2 separate regions of the Homo sapiens genome follow, and region 1 is linked to region 2. The links are chromatin contacts, found by Hi-C or POLR2A ChIA-PET in ENCODE. All regions are on one chromosome and are shown on one strand. The core of a region is the stretch at or near the end of the contact, and the rest is flanking DNA. Distances in the headings are between cores, read along the strand shown.

Region 1 (6,634 bases), core at 735-3,234, 39 kb before region 2:
ATTTTTTGAGACGGAGTCTTGCTCAGTTGCCCAGGCTGGAGTGCAGTGGTGTGATCTTGGCTTACTGCAACCTCTGCTTCCTGGGTTCAAGTGATTCTCTTGCCTCAGCCTCCCGAGTAGCTGGGACTACAGACGGCCGCCACCACACCTGGCTAATTTTTGTATTTTTAGTAGAGATGGGGTTTCGCTATGTTGTCCAGGCTGGTCTCGAACTCCTGACCTCAAGCGATCACCCACCTTAGACTCCCAAAGTGCTGGGATTACAGGCGTGAGCCACCGCACCCAGCACATTTTATTATTTTAAAGGTAGATCTCTCTCATTGCTAACATTTAATTATGGCATAAGTCCATATATACCAGTTCCACTGAGGGGAAATGAGTGATATAATGCATGTTTAGTTGCAGAAGTAGTTTAGAACTACAAATATGCCATATATAATCTGTTCACAGAACCAAAAATATGTGTAACATGTAAAATCTAAGAATAAGGCAAAGTGTAACTGTACTCAGAAGGTATGCTTGCAAAACATTTTATTTATTTATTTATTTATTTATTTATTTATTTTGAGTCAGGGACTCACTCTGTCACCCAGGCTGGAGTGGTGTGATCTCAGCTCACTGCAATCTCCGCCTGCCAGGCTCAAGTGATCCTCCTGTCTCAGCACCTCAAGTAGCTGGGACTATAGGCATAAGCCACCATGCCTGGGTAATTTTTGTATTTTATTTTATTTTTTTGTAGAGACAGGGTTTCACCATGTTGCCCAAGCTGGTCTTGAACTCCTGGGCTCAAGTGATCCACCCGTCTTGGCCTCCCAAAATGGTAGGATTACAGGTTTAAGCCACCAGGCCCGGCCTACAAAATTTAAATATAAATAACAAACTAATTCTTACCAAAAGCAGCACATTCATCTATCAAGAGTAACCTCTTCCTAGCAATGCCTTATGATGGCCTACTTTCATTTAAATTACTATTTTGAACTTAGAAATGCAAGGACTCTGTGCACACAGACTGGATGATCTGGATATACACCCATTTAGAAGCGGGGGGTCCATGTGGAAATGTGTTCTAACAGTAGGTCATCAAATTTTCTTTTTTAAAAAAGAAGCAGTCTTTCCTTTGCTCATCTTTTAAAATGATCAATGGTCACTTTCTTTGAACAGCTCTAAAGTGGGGGGAGAAGGCAGCAGATAACACTTTAAACTCTTGTCACACTTTCCAGATCAGTAAATTATATACTCATCACAAGCATCTAGATGGGATGCATCATGAATATATCTAAGAATATCTAGGCCAGGTGCAGTGGCTCAAGACTGTAATCCCAGTGCTTTGGGAGGCCAAGGCGGGTGGATCACCTGAGGTCAGGAGTTCCACACCAGCCTGGCCAACATGGAGAAACCCCGTCTCTACTAAAAATACAAAGAGTAGCCAGGCATAGTGGCACGCGCCTGTAGTCCCAGCTACTCAGGAGGCTGAGGCATGAGAATGGTTTGAACCTGGGAAGCGGAGGTTGCAGTGAGCCAAGATTGTGCCACTGCACTCCAGCCTGGGCAACAGAGTGAGACAGACTCTGTGTCCGGAAAAAAAAAAAAAAACCAAGAAAAACCCACAAAGAATATCTGAAAGTACCAAGTGAAAAGTGAAGAAGGAAGTAGGGTGAGAGGGAGAGTAGAGCATGTAAAGAAAAAAAAAGTCAGTGAAGATATTTTTAAAAACCAGAGTATACTGGTATTTGAATTTATTTCTTTTGTGTTTTTTTTCACATTATCTCACAGAAAGATAAAGAATCTTATCTAAAAGCTCAAAATGAAAATAAAAGAAATATTAGCTAACAGGACAGATTGATTTTAACAACATGTTTCCCGTAAGTCCTAACTAAATGGCACTGGAAAATCTTTCTGTTAAGAAAAGGAAAATAAATGGACCTTCAACAGGCTCTTTATAAGCAAAGGCATTTTCGTGCCCCAGAGAACAGTCTTGTAAAAGGGAGATTTATAAGGGACTTCCAGGAAGCAAGAGTTCAGTAATTTTCTAACACTGAAGCAAAGCAACGGGAACTAGGTTTACCATCTCCAAGACACAACCCCTATTTTGCTAGACTGGCGACAAATATCAAAGTGCTCAGCCGGGGCCACTGTCAAGCTAAAGAACATCAAAGCAGACAGATCTGCGTCTTCATATCCTAGGGATGCTGTTCTAAAGCAGCCCCTTGGTTTCCTATCTCCCTGTAAGAACTAGAACTGCTTTTGCTAACACCAAGTACTGCACAGTAAATTCCTCTTAAAAGCACAGTTTATCACCCCCACCCTCTTGTGGCTTAATCCTTTAATTCATTTCAATGCCAAAAACTAGGATTTCCTGAGGACTGCCACAGGATGTATGACAAGCAGCAGGGGCAAGCTTAAAGTTGCTGATTCAATATAATCAGAAGTTTAAAAGAATGGTTGCTAATGCACAGCCAGAAACAGAGGGCCCTCCACAAAAGGCAGAAAAGAGGCCAAGTGCCTGTGAAAAATCAAGGAACTGAGTTTTAACGGGTGCCAACCCACAGGCAGGACAGAAAGTCTTTTGTTTGTTTGTTTTTGAGACCAAGTCTCACTCTGTTGCCTGAGCTGGAGTGCAGTGGCACGATCTCAGCTCACTGCAACCTCCACCTCCCGGGTTCCAGTGATTTTCCTGCCTCAGCCGCCTGAGTAGCTGGGACTACAGGCGTGCACCACCACACCCGGCTAATTTTTGTATTTTTAGTAGAGACACGGTTTCACTACTATGTTGGCCAGGCTGGTCTCCAACTCTTGATCTCGAGTGATCCGCCCACCTTGGCCTCAGAAAGTCTTAATGGACCATTCTACTGTCCTCTGTTGGGGCTGGAACATATCACAGGCTACTCTGAGACAAAGAGATAAGGAACGTAAACACTGTAGTAATGTATCTACCCACAGATGAAGACAGCTAGCAAATAAAGGTAATCTCTGGTAAAGGCTTGGCTTGGATTTAAGTTAACAGTTTTAGAGGTAGAAGGCAATACAATAAGACAATCAGAGTTTTACAAAACGGTTAATACTAAACATTTTAACAACTTTATAGTGGGCAAGGCCATTTGTAGGTTATGTACTAAGTAATTTGAGGATTAATAGGTTATAAAAATACAAGCAGCCCCCCCCAAAAAAAGTAAAACAAAAATAATTAATTCCAACTAGCCTTAGGAACCATGACCACAGATCTCTGAATGCTTAGTTCTGTTTTCCTGCTGCACCTAACTGGTTTCTAACTTCTCCACCTATGCCACTGATTCAATCAGCCAGAATCATCAGCTGTTCAGAAGGGAGTGTCAGCATCCCAGGCATTTAGAGTTCCAGAAACAACCAAAAATGGCAACTTAGCTCTGCCAGCAAATGCCTGTCTTACAAGCCAAACATCTCCCTCATTTGTATCTTGACTTCCAGTTTCTTTTCCTTTTTCAATTACCATCAATCAGTAGAGCTGCTTTGGTACTGAGGTAAAAAAGTTAAAAGGAAAAAAAGAGGATTGTCAAAAAGACAATCCTCTTTTTTATTTTCTAGAGATAGGGTTTCCCTCTCTCATCCAAGCTGGAATGCAGTGGTGTGATCATAGCTGGGTTTGTGCAATCCTCCGCCTTGGCCTCCCAAGTAGCTAGGATTACAGACGTGTACCACCACACTTGGCTAATTTTTAGAATTTTTTGTAGAGACAGAGGCTCACACTATGTCACCCAGACTGGTCTCAAACTCCTGACCTCAAGTGATCCTCCAGCTTCAGCCTCCCAAAATGTTACGATTACATCCCAAAATGTCAGGATTACCATATCCAGCCTAAGGTTTTCTTTTCAATGCATATTCTAGGGCCTCATCCACCAAGACTCAGTAGGGTGGGTGGAACAAACTAGAATCTTCATTTTTAACAAGCAGCAGTGGTTCTGAAATGGGGCCTTACATGAGAAGCATCTGGGGTGCTTTTAAATAACACCATGCCATGGCAGGGAGGCCTCGCCTTGAGATACTCAATGGGTCTACAGAAGGTCTCTAACACTGGCACTATTTTTTTAAGCTTTCCTGTGTGTAAGCAAGGTATGAACCACTGTACTAAAAGTACCTCTGATGCAGGTGGTCCATGGACAAAGTCTGAGAACAGGGGCTTAAAGAGTTCATGTTAATGAGGTCATTCTGAACCTGACAAAGACTCTCTCCTTTGACCAAACTTGAGTCAGGCTCCTCTTGGAGTCCTTTCTGATAAAGTCCTGACGTTGCGCCTCCTTCTCCATTCTTGCAGAATCCAGTTTGAGCAATAATCCTGCTAAGTCAGATTAGAGAAAATCCCCTACATGACTACCCCTGGTATCTTATCACCCTGGCCTACCTTCAACAAGAATGCTGAAGGCAAGCATCCCCCTTACCCCTGATGTTTCCTCTTAGTATTTTTCTATCTACTCACTCCCACCCTGTTCCTTGGCTGTAAATCCTCATCTGTCCTTATTGGAGTCAGACTGCAGCCCACCCTCTCTCCCCCACTGGAAGACCCCATTGCAGTCATCCCTATGCTTATTACCATGGCCCCCTTGAAGGAAGTCTGTCTTATCATGTTTCACAAGTGACAGGAATAATTTTTTCTTTAACACCTCACTCTACTGCCAAAGTAGATAGCAGGGAGGTAGATACAAATAAAATATTTAGATAATTAGAAAAACTATAGGTGACAATTAAAAAAAAATCAATTCCTTTTTGGAAAGCTTTCAAATCCGGCAAGCTCTTAGTAGGGTATCGGGCACTTTTTTTTTTTTTGAGATGGGAGTTTCACTCTTGTCTCCCAGGCTGCAGTGCAATGGCGTGATCTCGGCTCCCTGCAATCTCCACCTCCCAGGTTCAAGCCATTCTCCTCCATCAGCCTCCCAAGTAGCTGGGATTGCAGGCATGCGCCACCATGCCTGGCTAAATTTTTTTGTATTTCAGTAGAGACAGGGTTTCGCCATGTTGGTCAGGCTGGTCTCAAACTCCTGACCTCAGGTGATCCACCCGCCTCAGCTTCCCAAAGTGCTGGGATTACAGGCGTGAGCCATCGTGCCCGGCCGGGTATCAGGTTCTTACTTTGAGCAGATTCCATCTATCAGGTCACTGGTTTATACATATTAAGTATCTGCTATAAAGTTGGGGAACAGCTAGGATCAAGTCTATTTGATGAAAAATAAAGCCCTCAGACATAATTCTGGGGGGAGAAAAGCAATTCCAATTATGTGAAGGTTTAGAAAGTTAGAATTATTCTTCAACAAACAATAGACACTGGGCATCCTAATTGCTAGCTTCAAACTAACTCTGAAACGAGGCACAAAAGGAGAGAATGTTCTTGTTGCAAGAAACTTTTAATAGCATTTGGATTTGGAAGAAAAAGATAGCAGTGGAATAAAAAATAGACACACCATGTTGCAAAAGCTCTTGAGTATTCAGAATCCATTTCTGAAGCAGAAAGGTGGGGAAAGGGCTACTGATCCATGGAGAGAAAACAGGGAGGCAAATGCCCAAAAGAGCTTTCATTTGTTGGGCTGATTACTCACAATTAAACTTTGGAAAATTAGCAGAAAATTAGAAACAGATTATAAAATAGTCTGTTTTAATAAAATGCTAACTATCATCATGCAACCTCAGAAGTAGAAGCAGATGGAGTTAGAAAAGCTACATTCTAGTTGGAGACAAGATATTGAGAAAACTTGTTCCATACATGAGCTCAAATTTCTCCACCTGTAAGGTGGTCATATTGCTTGCTGATTTCAGAAGGCTTAAGCCATTGGTTAAAAGGCCTTTTGTGCTCAATAATCAAGAAGCTGCTTTAAAAAATAATCAAGAAGCTGCTTTGATTGCTGATAATTTACTAGAGTGACAGTATCCACAGAAAAATTTCATTTATATAGAAAGTTATTATATAAGAAATCTAAAATATGAGTTTGCTTCAAAAACTTAGCTGGTTTAAGGAAGTTTAAGGTTTTAGGGGAGTGGGAGTGAGTGAAGGAGGAGGTTGTAGAAGAGAATGGAGGAGGAAATTGAGAAAAGACAAGCTGAACAAAGGAAGAATTTATCTGTGCCTCTGAGACTAGTTCTTCCCGGGAATCTTACCCCTACCACTGGACTGTTTTTTCAAAGGCAAAGATCACCTATTGTTCAACTCTGCATCTCCCACACAGCATATCTACCACTATGTAGAGAGTAGTTGCTTGTTGCTTGATAAGTGTTTAACAAATGGTAAAACACTTTTTTTTTTTGGAGATGGAGTTTCGCTCTTGTTGCCCAGGTTGGAGTGTAATGGCGCGATCTCAGCTCACCGCAACCTCCTGTGTTCAAGCAATTCTCCTGCCTCAGCCTCCCAAGTAGCTGAGATTACAGGCATGCGCCACCACGCCCAGCTAATTTTCGTATTTTTATTAGAGACAGGGCTTCTCCATGTTGGTCAGGCTAGTCTTGAATTCCCGACCTCAGGTGATCCGCCTGCCTTGGCCTCCCAAAGTGCTGGGATTACAGGCATGCGCCACCACACCCAGCTAATTTTCATATTTTTATTAGAGACAGGGTTTCTCCATGTTGGTCAGACTGGTCTTGAATTCCCGACCTCAGGTGATCCGCCTGCCTCGGC
Region 2 (6,272 bases), core at 3,756-6,255:
GTGCTTACAGTAATAAGTATTTGGAAAGTTTTCATAACTTCCAGGGTTGTCAGTTCTCTGAATCAAATTGGAACAATCTGAAATCTTCCGCTGAATTAAAATAAATTGAATCTCTTTATATAAAGTTATTACTCTTTTATATTTTACAAACTTAAAACAATAATAAAAAGAGTTTATATTTATTGTCTACTATGTTCCAAGTACTCTACATGGATTAGCTTACGTAATTCTTAAAAGAGCTCTATAAGGCAGGAATTATTATTAGCCCCCATGTACCAGTATGAAAGCAGATTAACTCTCATATGCCCAACATCCTAATAAGTGGCACTCTTAACCACTAACATTTGCAAAAGCCAATGAAATCAACATTAAAGTTATAAATGAAACAAACACTGGCAGGATTTTTCGAGGGACATTCTATATGTATAACACATTGGGAAAGATAAACACATCTCAAAATGTGTTGAAAGCATTGAAATCATCCATCACACTTCAGAAAAACAAAGCATTCTTCACCTTATCTAAATGACATGACAAAGTGTAGATATTTAATACTCTAGGTCAATATTACTATTATTTGCCCCTGACTAAAACAATGTCAAAAACAGCAGCTGGCCAAATACAGCTTTCACTTACCAATTTCCTGCCGAGTACTGCACACTCCAGCTCCATACTCCTCAAGGACTTTGGCGGCTGCTTCTTGACATGATCCAGTATTCCGTGCAAATCCAAGATAGTTGTAGGAACCCATGTTTATAACACCCTTTATTATATTCCCTGTATACCTGTGCATCAATAGCATAAAACAATGAAACTCATGAGCAAAAAAGTACTTACATGTAATATTAAATGAACTGGTGACACAAAAGGAAGCAGAGAGAACAAAGTCTATATTAAAAAAATCTCAAACACACTACCAATTATGGAAATAGAAGTTAAAATAATCAATTTTCATTTATTAATAGTGATAAAGATTTTAAAACTAATGATATCCAGTGTTGGCCAGGACAATCACCTTATCTTACAGGACACTGTACATAAGAATATCAGGTTTGTTTTTTGGAGGGCAGTTTGGCAGTACTTATCCATTAAAAGATATACATACTCAGTAACTCCCGCACATGAGAATATATACACATGAGGATCCTTTGAGAGCCACTGCACAATTTGCCACATCTGTTCTTCAGATACAGAGACCAGTGACATTTCATACAATGGAAGCTGAGGCAGCCTGGGCCCCTAACTAAGGACAAAATGGTTCAAGGGCCCCACCAACCTAGGATGAACATGAAGTATCGATAAGGATAAACTGTTACTGTTTTAATTCCCTGAGATTTTGAGATTATTAACACAGCCCAACATGTCACACCATGGCACATGTATACTGTAAAATACAATGTAGTCACTACAAATAATAAACTTGCTGTGAATATACACATGAGAAGGGGTGTCACTGATATTTGACCAAGCTAAGAAGGCAAGCTGTAGGCCGGGCACGGTGGCTCACGCCTGTAATCCCAGCACTTTGGGAGGCCGCGGTGGGTGGATCACAAGGTCAGGAGATTGAGACCATCCTGACTAACACAGTGAAACCCTGTCTCTACTAAAAAACACAAAAAATTAGCCGGGTGTGGTGGCAGGAGCCTGTAGTCCCAGCTACTCGGGAGGCTGAGGCAGGAGAATGGCGTGAACCCAGGAGGCAGAGCTTGCAGTAAGCCAAGATGGTGCCACTGCACTCCAGCCTGGGTGACAGAGCAAGACTCTGACACTTTGGGAGGCCAAGGTGGGCAGATCACTTGAGGCCAGGAGTTCGAGACCAGCCTGGCCAACATGGTGAAACCTCATCTCTACTAAAAATACAAAAAGTAGCTGAGCATGGTGGTGCATCTCTGTAGTCCCAGCTACCAGAGAGGCTAAGGTGGGAGAATCACTTGAACTTGGGAGGTGGAGGTTGCAGTGGGCTAAGATTGTGACACTGCACTCCAGCCTGGGCAACAAAGCGAGACTCTGACTCAAATAAATGAATAAGTAAACAAACAAACAAATACAATGTTAAAAATACAAAAAGTTTTCCAAACTATTCAATCCATGTAAGTAAAAACACTCTACATATCATCCTTAAATCATTTGAGAAATCAAAATATCCAGAAATAAATTTGGATACTTGATTCTGATAAGTGGCATAATGGAAAGGATAGCTTTTCTTTTTTTTTTTTTTTAAAGTCAAGACCAAAAATAAAACAGACTAAACTTTTGTATACTGTTTCTTATCAATAGGAGTTATTTTTAAAAATAAAGAAGCCAGGCTGGGCGCGGTGACTCATGCCTGTAATCCCAGCACTTTGGGAGGCTGAGGGGGACAGATCACTTGAGGTCAGGCATTCGAGACCAGCCTGGCCAACATGGTGAAACCCCATCTCTACTAAAACAAATACAAAAATTAGCTGGGTGTGGCGGTGCATGCCTGTAGTCCCAGCTACTCGGGAGGCTGAGGCATGAGAATTGCTTGAACCTGGGAGGCGGAGGTTGCAGTGAGCTGAGATCACGCCACTGCACTCCAGCCTGGGTGACAGAGCGAAACTCCATCTCAAAAAATAAATAAGCCAAATTTTCTTCTGAACTATAATCCAACACAGTATCAAATGTAATAGAAAGATATATCTTAAAAAGCTCAACAATGAAGAATATGTAAGGAAACCAATCATATTGTATCCTCAGCTGCTACTCCTATTTTGAGAGAATACTCAATTTATAATAACATATTTTCTCAAATGAAGAAACCCTTTTGTAATTGTTGTCAAATAATTTCCCAACCAAGACTCACTTGAAGGACCAGTTATAATCATGAGACTGTCTCTCCATGATGTCCACCCTGGCTCCAGGCACACTACAGATTGGCCGATTCCAGTTGTCTCTTATCCTCATGTACAGATTCCTTGTATAAAAGTTTTCAAAATCTTGATACAATGACACAAAGTCCTGCCAAGAAATGGTGACATACCATAAATTTAACTGAGTTACTTTATTAAAAAATTTTTTAACAGATGACATGATCTTTTATTTATGTAAATTTATGGGGTATAAGGGCAATTTCATTACGTGCAAGATTGTGTAATGGACAAGTCAGGGATTTTACGGTATCAGTCATTCAAATAACACACATGGTACCCATTAAGTAATTTCTCATCATCCACCCTCACTCCCTCACCCTTCCAAGTCTCCACTGTCTATCATTCCACTGAGTTACTTTAAAAACAAACTTTACAACTTCCATTTTCATACTGTAAGAGCACCTGAGAATGAGAGGCCACTTATATTTAATTAACTGCTAAATCAGGACAGGCTTGGTGGCTCACGTCTGTAATCCCAGGACTTTAGAAAGCCAATGCAGGAGGACTGCTTGAGCTCAGGAGTTCGGGACAAGCCTGGGCAACATAGCGAGACTCTGTCTCAACAAAAACATTTTAAAAATTAGCCAGGTGCAGTGCACCTGTAGTCCCAGCTACTCGGGAGGCTGAGGCAGGGAGATCCCTTGTGCCCAGTAGATTGGGGCTGCAGTGAGCTATGATGGCACCACTGTACTCCAAGCTGGATAACAGCAAAAACAACAACAAAAAAAACCCTGATGTATCAGGAAAACATCTGGAAAGGCATCAATTCTCTATGATTATTTTAACACAACTCTTATCAGATAAAAGTCACTTAACTTTAATAGTTGACATATATTACATGGTTTCAAATAACTGACTTCATGAATGTAGAGCACAAGAATGTAAATTAACAAAGTAGTCCTCATAAAAATAAAATGTAGTCATACAATTCTGTCATTAAATGGTTTCCCTCCCTAATAATCTCAAAAAGACGGCTCTTCCCTCCCCACAAGCCTCCTCCCACATTAATAGATTAGGGGAAATGCCATAAAAACCACATAATTCCAATTTCAACCAAGAAAAACAATTCCAAAATTAAGATTCCATCCTTTGCATATTTTCAAGGATCAAAATGAAACAAATCCAAAGAGAAAATAATAAACAAGAAACACTATAAAATAGGATATAGGGGCCGGGTGTGGTAGCTCACACCTGTAATCCCAGCACTTTGGGAGGCCGAGGTGGGTGGGTGGGAAGATCACTTGAAGTCTCAGGAGTTCAAGACCAGCCTGGCCAACATGGCGAAACCCATCGCCACTAAAAATACAAAAATTAGCTGGGCATGGTGGCGGGTGCCTGTAATTCCAGCTACTCGGGAGGCTTGAGGCAGCAGAATCGCTTGAACCTGGGAGGCAGAGGTTGCAGTGGGCCGTGGTCACTGCACTCCAGCCTGGGCAACAGAATGAGACTCCATATCAAAAAAAAAAAAAAATGGTTATAGGAAGCCACCCACCTTAGGTTCTTTTCCCTTTAGAAAGGAATTTTTTAAAAAAGAAAAAAAAAAAAAAAAAAAGAGGCCAGGTACAATGGTTCATGCCTGTAACCCCAACACTTCGGGAAGCTAAGGTGGAAGGATCGCTTGTGGCCAGGAATCTGAAGTGACAGTAAGCTATGACTACACCACTGCACTCCAGTCTGTGCAACAGAGCGAGAACCTGTCTCAAAAAGAAAAGAAGGCAGGACACAGTGGTTCATGCCTGTAGTCCCAACACTTGGGAGGCTAAGGCGGGAAGATCACTTGAGCCCAGGAGTTCAAGACCAGCCTGGGCAACATAGTGGGACTCTGTCTCTACAAATAAATTTTTAAAAAGAAAGAAAAGAAAATACATTCCCAAAATGAATTCCTATGCTCAGGAACTTAACCCTTCCTCTGAGAGATTAAGTTGTACTAAAACTTAAGTCTGTAAAAAATCAAGTCACAGCGGAGCAGAAATGCTATGCCTGGTGTGGTATGACCACTACTCAGAACACATGTGACCAGACCATATGAGATCTACTTAAACTCTTGAATGTAAAGGGTAAACCAAACAACAAGAAAACGAAACTACAGTTTTTACTGTATCAGCCAACTACTGAGTTTATAACCATTAGATCTGGGCTTGGTGCCAATATAAATTAAGCTGTTAACTAAATCAGTCAAAAACATTGAAAAAGCTTAAGCCTTATTCTGTAAAAGATTTTCATTGCTAAAGAAGGCTGCATACAACTCTAAAATTAACAACTTTCTATGACACCGGACTCTCAAGTGCCTATTGAATGAGCCTCCCAGTAGATAAATCTTATAAATAAGGCTGAGCAAAGTCAGAAGCTACTCTAAGAATTTGCAGTACCTGATACCATCTCTCTTTTTTTTTTTTTTTTTTTTTTGAGGCAGAGTTTCACTCTTGTTGCCCAGGCTGGAGTGTAATGGTGTGATCTCGCCTCACTGCAACCTCTGCCTCCCAGGTTCAAGCGACTCTCCTGCCTCAGCCTCCCAAGTAGCTGGGATTACAGGACTCTGCCACCATGCCCAGCTAATTTTTTGTATTTTTATTAAAGACGGGGTTTCACTATGTTGGCCAGGTTGCTCTCAAACTCCTGACCTCAGGCGATCCACCCACCTCGGCCTCCCAAAGTGCTGGGATTAAAGGTGTGAGCCACCATGCCCAGCCACCATCTCTTTTACAACTGGTTCTAATAGTTAATTTTCCTCAGGACAGAAAATATTCATAAATAACATGTCTATCACAATTGGAAATTTTTCATTTAAATGGCATGTCCATTTTGATAGCCTTCCAACAAGTATACTGGTTGAATGAAAATAGGAATAGAGATATCCAATTCTAATTAAAACTTTTTATTTGGCTGTTATTATCCATGCATTTATTTCCCAAAGGAAAAAACAAAAAGTAGTCTTCAATCCTTTTCATTCATGTAAAAAAGGGTAACAGTACTAACGCTTCTAATGAAGGAAATGACAGTACTGATTATCTCATTTCTTTTTTTTAATTAAAAAAAAAAATTTTTTTTTGAGACAGAGTCTCACTCTGTCACCCAGGCTGGAGTGCAATGGTGTGATCTCGGCTCACTGCAACCTCCGCCTCCTAGGTTCAAGTGATTCTCCTGTCTCAGCCTCCCAAGTAGCTGAGATTACAAGTGCCCGCCACCACACCTGGCTAATTTTTGTATTTTTTAGCAGAGACAGTGTTTCACCATGTTGGTCAGGCTGGTCTTGAACTCCTGACCTCAAAGGATCTGCCTGCCTCAGCCTCCCAAAGTGCTGAGATTACAGGCATGAGCTATGGCGCCCGGCCAATCTCATTTCTTTATAATCTTTCTAAACACTGCACATTAATGTTCAAA

Evidence for each region. Hi-C counts contacts between places; a loop is a spot of excess contacts on that map. ChIA-PET counts read pairs that join two places held with the same protein, here RNA polymerase II (POLR2A). Pooled maps may share reads with other maps.
Region 1: a loop to region 2 is called in a pooled map, with 2.6 times the contacts of the local background. The contact joins two enhancer-like sites. A Hi-C loop is called at or near these places in 14 of 37 single-sample maps with no recorded cell type and 11 of 50 pooled maps. POLR2A ChIA-PET finds 5 or more read pairs at or near these places in 13 of 52 experiments (A673, BJ, GM10248 and 9 more).

The regions. Positions count from the first base shown.
Region 1 is chr14:77,540,486-77,547,119 of GRCh38, forward strand. All of the region lies in intron 9 of SPTLC2 (serine palmitoyltransferase long chain base subunit 2), which reads right to left. Among named protein-coding and RNA genes, the nearest start is that of ISM2, 45 kb to the left of the region's middle. RefSeq lists an enhancer at 2,069-2,570. Within about 2 kb of position 1,985, at least 7 of the 41 ENCODE cell types and tissues checked have a DNase peak (open chromatin) inside an H3K27ac peak, as active enhancers do; they include A673, where a contact is called at or near this core.
Region 2 is chr14:77,576,131-77,582,402 of GRCh38, forward strand. It overlaps SPTLC2 (serine palmitoyltransferase long chain base subunit 2), which reads right to left. Exons shown (of 12, transcript NM_004863.4): 3 at 2,825-2,979; 4 at 637-785. Among named protein-coding and RNA genes, the nearest start is that of SPTLC2, 37 kb to the right of the region's middle. Within about 2 kb of position 5,006, at least 8 of the 41 ENCODE cell types and tissues checked have a DNase peak (open chromatin) inside an H3K27ac peak, as active enhancers do; they include A673, where a contact is called at or near this core.